Linked DNA regions of Homo sapiens: region 1 is linked to region 2. Evidence: read pairs that join two places in POLR2A ChIA-PET (ENCODE). Cell type or tissue: MCF 10A. All regions are shown on one strand. Each heading gives the region's core, and the rest is flanking DNA. Links, peaks and the distances in the headings are about the cores only. Region 1 overlaps HM13 (histocompatibility minor 13). Region 2 has its middle 11 kb from the start of ID1.

Region 1 (2,906 bases), core at 302-2,801, 67 kb before region 2:
TTGCTAGGACTTTTGGTAGCCATGATATAAAACAGTTGCAGAGTAGGCTTGTCCCAGCGGGGAAATCTGGAAGGGCTTCGTGGCAGTGACATTTACTAGGCCCTTGAGGACTGTGAGGATTTTGCCTAGCAGAGAGAGGGCAGGTAGAGACCACTGTGATCCTGGAAGCTTTTGACCCTGTTTGGAATACAAATTTATACCAAAAAAAAAAGAAAAAAAGAAAAGAAAGAAAAGAAATTTATACCAGTACTATATATCATTGATAAATTTTCATTAGAAAGTTCTGGCCAGGTACAATGGCTCACACCTATAAGTCCAGCACTTTGTGAGGCTAAGGCGGGTAAATCACCTGAGGCCAGGAGTTTGAGACCAGCCTGGCCGACATTGTGAAACCCCCTCTCTGCAAAAAACACAAAAATTAGCCAGGTATGGTGGCATGTGCCTGTAGTCCCAGCTACTTGAGAGGCTGAGGCGGGAGAATTGATTGAACCAGGAGGCAGAGGTTGCCGTGAGCCAAGATTGCACCACTGCACTCCAGCCTAGGTGACAGAGCTCATGAGACTCCATCTCAAAAAACAAAAAAGAAAGTTCGTCATAAATCCTTTTTTTTTTTTTTTAGACGGAGTCTTGCTGTGTCTCCCAGGCTAGAGTGTTCAGTTGTGCGATCTCAGCTGACTGCAACCTCCACCTCCTGGGTTCAAGCGATTCTCCTGACTCAGCCTCCTGAGTAGCTGGGATTATAGGTGCCCGCCACTGCGCCCGGCTAATTTTTGTATTTTTAGTAGAGACGGGGTTTCACCATGTTGGCCAGGCTGGTCTCAAACTCCTGACCTTGTGATCCACCCGCCTCGGCCTCCCAAAGTGCTGGGATTACAGGCGTGAGCCACTGCGCCTGGCCTTCTTTGGCATAAATTCTATGAAGCTAATCTATTCCTATGTTGATCTGTTACTCCATTTTCAATTCTTTTCCATTTTTATAATACTGAAATTATTTTGATTGCATTCAGTTCTTTTTCATGTAAATATTTATCCTTCATCAGTTCTTTACCCACATCACATTCTTGCCAACTATAGCATCTGCCATTATAAATTTAATTGTGGCTTTTATTTTTACCATTTTCAAGTCTGCCAGTCAAATTTCTTAAATTTAAGTTTTGTCAAGATTTGCTTCTCCTCACAGTTGGTGTCTCCCTATGTGCAGTTTCAGCCATTGTCTGTCTTGTTTGTTGTTAATTTCAACTCATAATATTCATTACCTACTGGATGACAGAATAGTCATTTTTCCCTCTTGGCTGATCCATTAGAAAACTGAAAACAATTTTCTTCGAGAGGTCTGAAACTGCTGTGGCATCACTGGTGTCCAGGTTTTCTTCTCTCAGTTATTCCATACTGGAATGGCCTCTGCCATAGCCCTTCTCCCCAGATGTGTCACACATGCCCTGGGTTCTCCTTGGTCTCTTGATCAGGGTCCAGATCTCCTCATGGTAGAATGGCAGGATCAGCCAGGCATGGTGGTTCATACCTGTAATCCCAGCACTTTGGGAGGCCGAAGCAGGTGGATCACTTGAGGTCAGTTCGAGACCAGCCTAGCCAACATGGTAAAACTCCATCTCTGCTAAAAATACAAAAATTAGCTGTGCATGGTTGTGCATGCCTATAGTCCCAGCTACTCGGGAGGCTGAGGCAGGAGAATCGCCTGAACCCAGGAAGCGGAGGCTGTAGTGAGCCAAGATTGTGCCACTTCATTCCAGCCTGGGTGATAGAGCAAGACTCCATCTCAAAAAAAAAAAAATGGCAAGATCAGAGCATCTTGCCCCAGGATGAGGCAGGCAGCATCCCTAGCCAAGGGAATAGCATTAGCAGAGCCTTGCAGGAACATATGGGAACCAGCCGTGCTGAGCCATTGTCATTCTTCTCTCCTCTAGAATGCTTCAGACATGCCTGAAACAATCACCAGCCGGGATGCCGCCCGCTTCCCCATCATCGCCAGCTGCACACTCTTGGGGCTCTACCTCTTTTTCAAAGTAAGTCTTTTGCCACCTGTTGTGTCATTTGATCTAAATGACTTTATCTTATTTTGTTTTATTTTTCCCATCACAAGAACCATGCATGTTCATTTATAGAAAATAAAGAAGAAAGAAAAATTAATAATTCACCCATAGACCTACCCAAAGACAACAACTGTTAGTGTTTGGGACCCTTTCTCACTAGTCCGTATTTCTTTTCTCCATGTAGCTTTTTGTTTTGTTTTTGTGATATCAGTTTGGTTTCATTGTACTGTTTATGTTGGGATGGGGTATAGCTTGTGCTCAGACATACCTCTACCATACTAATGGCCTTTTTTTTTTTTTTAATTTATCGAGGTTTATTTTCCCAATAAAAGTTATGCAGGCTCAGTGTTGAAAACCTGGAAAACACAGAAAAGTAAAAAGGGAAAAACAGCAGTCATCCAAAACCCCACTACCAGAGACAGTCACAGTTTCCCTTCGGAGGTGTGTCCTTCCACTGTTTCTCCCTGTGCATGGTTTCTCCGTAGCTGTGACCACATGGTGTATTCAGTTTGTAGCTGCTTTTTTCACTTCACATTAATAACATCATAAACATTTTCTCATGTTACTGCAAACCTTCCTTAGTTGTACTATTTTCTGGATTATAAAAATATATTCAGAAAAACTAAAGAAAGTATATCAATAGAGGGAAAAATAAATACCACAACACAGAAGTAGTCATTAACATTTTGGCATATCTCATTTCGGGCTTTTTATTTATTTATTTTAGGACAGAGTCTCACTCCGTCCCCCAGGCTGGAGTGCAATGGCGCCATCACAGTTCACTGCAGCCTCAACCTCTTAGGCTCAAGAGATCCTCCTGCCTCAGCCTCCCAAGTAGCTGGGATTATAGGCACG
Region 2 (2,906 bases), core at 206-2,705:
CCATTCTCCTGCCTCAGCCTCCTGAGTAGCTGGGACTACAGGCGCCCGCCACCACACCTGGCTAATTTTTTGTATTTTTAGTAGAGAGAGGGTTTCACCGTGTTAGCCAGGATGGTCTCGATCTCCTGACCTCGTGATCCACCCGTCACGGCCTCCCAAAGTGCTGGGATTACAGACGTGAGCCACCGCGCCGGGCCTTAATTTTTAATTTTTATTATTAATTTATTTATGGAGAGGTCTTGCTATGTTGCCCACGCTGGTCTTGAATTCCCGGCCTCAAGTCATCCTCCCACCTCAGCCTCTTCAAGTGTTGGTATTACAGGCATTAGCCACCGCGCCCAGACTTAAATCACATAAACTCTTTTTTTTTGAGACCAAGTCTTGCTCTGTCGCCCAGGCTGGAGTGCCGTGGCACGATCTCGGTTTACTGTAACCTCCACCTTCCTGGTTCAAGCGATTATTTTGCCTCAGCCTCCTGAGTAGCTGGGACTACAGGCGCGAACCACCACGCCTAGCTAATTTTTTTTTTTTTTTTTGAGATGGAGTCTTGCTCTGTCGCCCAGGCTGGAGTGCAGTGGTGCAATCTTGGCTCACTGCAAGCTCCGCCTCCTGGGTTCACGCCATTCTCCTGTCTCAGCCTCCTGAGTAGCTGGGACTACAGGCGCCCGCCACCACGCCTGTCTAATTTTTTATATGTTTTTAGTAGAGACGGGGTTTCACCATGCTAGCCAGGATGGTCTTGATCTCCTGACGTCGTGATCCGCCCGCCTCGGCCTCCCAAAGTGCTGGGATTACAGGCATGAGCCACTGCACCCGGCCTTTTTTTGTATTTTCAGTAGAGACAGAGTTTCACCATGTTGGCCAGGCTGGTCTTGAACTCCTGAACTCAAAGCCTGCCTTGGCCTCCCAAAATGCTGGGATCACAGGCATGAGTCACCGCACCTGGCCTATAGCTTCCTTTTAAACAGCACATCGTTGCTTTTGCATCAGCCAGAAAAAAAAAATACTTTTTAGAAGAAAACGTACATTATCATGAGTCATAGTATTTGAGGAGTACAGCTCTGAAGCGGCCTGAGGTGAGGGTGCAGCTGGAGGCGCCGCCCCCTGGTGACTGGGTACTCAGGGTTGGGTTGAGCCAGGAGGGTGGTGGTTGCCTCAGGCTCTGTGAGGTGGGCAGGGAGCTGGGCAGGGAGCTGGGCGGGGTCCTGAGACATTCAACCTCAGCTGGTTCCTGGGTTCCGGGCCCTGGAGCAGTGAGGGAAGCCAGTTATATGGGAGGCAGGTGAGTCAAAGGAGGGTCAGGCTGGGTGCCAGAGAGGAGGGCCACTGCTTCTGTGAGGGGGCCTCTGGGGCCTTCCGTCCATCACCCAGTGGGCATATGGGGACACCACCGAGGCCCAGAGACCTCTTGCCCAGTCTCCCCACTCTCACCTCAGAGGTCCTTGCAGCTAGGGGCAGTGGCCTCTGCTGAGCTTTGCCCAGGGTGTAGCCAGTTGGCCTCAGGGCACTCCTGACTGGTGGCATGAGCCTCCCAGGCTGCCAGGGTCAGGTCAGCTCCCACGCCTCCACCCTGGGCAGGGCCCAGGCCTGCATTCATGGGTGCAAGAGGAGAGAGAGGCCTGAGCCCTGGATGGGTGTGGTTGTGTGTCCTTGGGGCTGATGCAGGATTTTTTTTTTTTTTTTGAGACGATGTCTTGCTCTGTTGCCCAGGCTGCAGTGCAGTGGCACGATCTCGTCTCACTGCAACCTCCATCTCCTGGGTTCAAGCAATTATCCTGCCTCAGCCTCCCGAGCAGATGGAGTTACAGGCGTGCACCACCACGCCTGGCTAATTTTCGTATTTTTAGTAGAGAGGGAGTTTCACCATGTGGGCCAGGCTGGTCTCGAACTTCCGACCTCATATAATCTGCCTGCCTTGGCCTCCCAAAGTGCCGGGATTACAGGCGTGAGCCACCGCACCTGGCCTTTCTGCAGGATTCTGAATTGTGTATGTGTGGAGAGTAAGGGGACTGTGTGCTCTAGAAGGGCTGTGGTGGGAGGTCTCTGGCCTGGTGCAGGTGGGTGTTGGTTGGGTCTGTGCACTGTGGGAGTGGGTGCCTGCAGGAAGCCAGTTTATCCTTTTGCAGGCAGTGGACTTCTCTAAGGCTGCGGGCATGTGTGTTGGCATCTTGGAGTCCCAGGTGTTTTGGCGTGAGTAATACTGTATAGATGTAAGTGTGTGTAGTGTTTGCAATGTTGTAGTGTGGGTGCATGTGTCTGTGTGTCCTGTTTGTTGAGAGGATTCATTGCATGTGGTTCTGTTAGGAGTGATAATGGGGTGTTTTGAGACATTTCCTCCTTGGTCTCTATTTTTTGGTGTGTTGGTTATGCAGATTTGGTGTTTCGGTAGTGTGCGCGGAGGTCAGTGTGTTGGTTGTATATTATGGTGTACTGTTGTGCGTTGTGCATTTGGCAGGTTGTGTCTATTGGTGTGTGGCTGTTGGGTTTGTCTGTTGTGTCAGTCGTACATATAAATGCCACGTTGGGCGTGTGGGTGTGTGCATTTGTATATTGCTCTGTGGGTGTGCGAAGCAGTGTGTTTGTGTAACCCTGCAGGTTTGGCCTATGCTGAGTAACCTAAGATGGGAGCTCCCTGAGCCTTGGCTCTGCCCTTGCCTTTGGCTGCTGGAGACCCTGGGCAGCAATGGCCCTTTGTCCAGCCACAGGAAAACCCCACCCCCCTCCATCGGCAGGGGACTTGGGAGGGGCCCAGACTGGTAGGCTCCAGCCTCCCGTCCATTGTTCTGGGGCCTCTCTGGAAAACAGGATGGGAGGTGAAAGGTGGACACAGGCCTGGACCCCCACACTCCCTGAAACAACCCAGGGGCACAGCACAGAATCCTTAGGAGGGAGGGCCTGGGGACAGT

What was found. ChIA-PET counts read pairs that join two places held together with the same protein. Peaks named below come from ENCODE experiments on the same cell type or tissue, not always from the same donor. Only the 100,000 strongest peaks of a DNase experiment are listed, where the experiment ranks them.
Region 1: POLR2A ChIA-PET joins it to region 2 with 5 read pairs; 7 of 35 experiments call an interaction of 5 or more read pairs at or near these places.

Annotation. Positions count from the first base shown.
Region 1 is chr20:31,525,559-31,528,464 of GRCh38, forward strand. It overlaps HM13 (histocompatibility minor 13), which reads left to right. Exons shown (of 13, transcript NM_178581.3): 2 at 1,926-2,024. Among named protein-coding and RNA genes, the nearest start is that of HM13, 13 kb to the left of the region's middle. In MCF 10A, for the core only: no CTCF peak of the experiment used is centred there; no DNase peak of the experiment used is centred there.
Region 2 is chr20:31,592,381-31,595,286 of GRCh38, forward strand. No RefSeq gene overlaps it. Among named protein-coding and RNA genes, the nearest start is that of ID1, 11 kb to the right of the region's middle. RefSeq lists enhancers at 286-1,051, 1,818-2,583, 2,584-2,906. In MCF 10A, for the core only: no CTCF peak of the experiment used is centred there; DNase peaks (open chromatin) are centred at 1,151 and 1,511.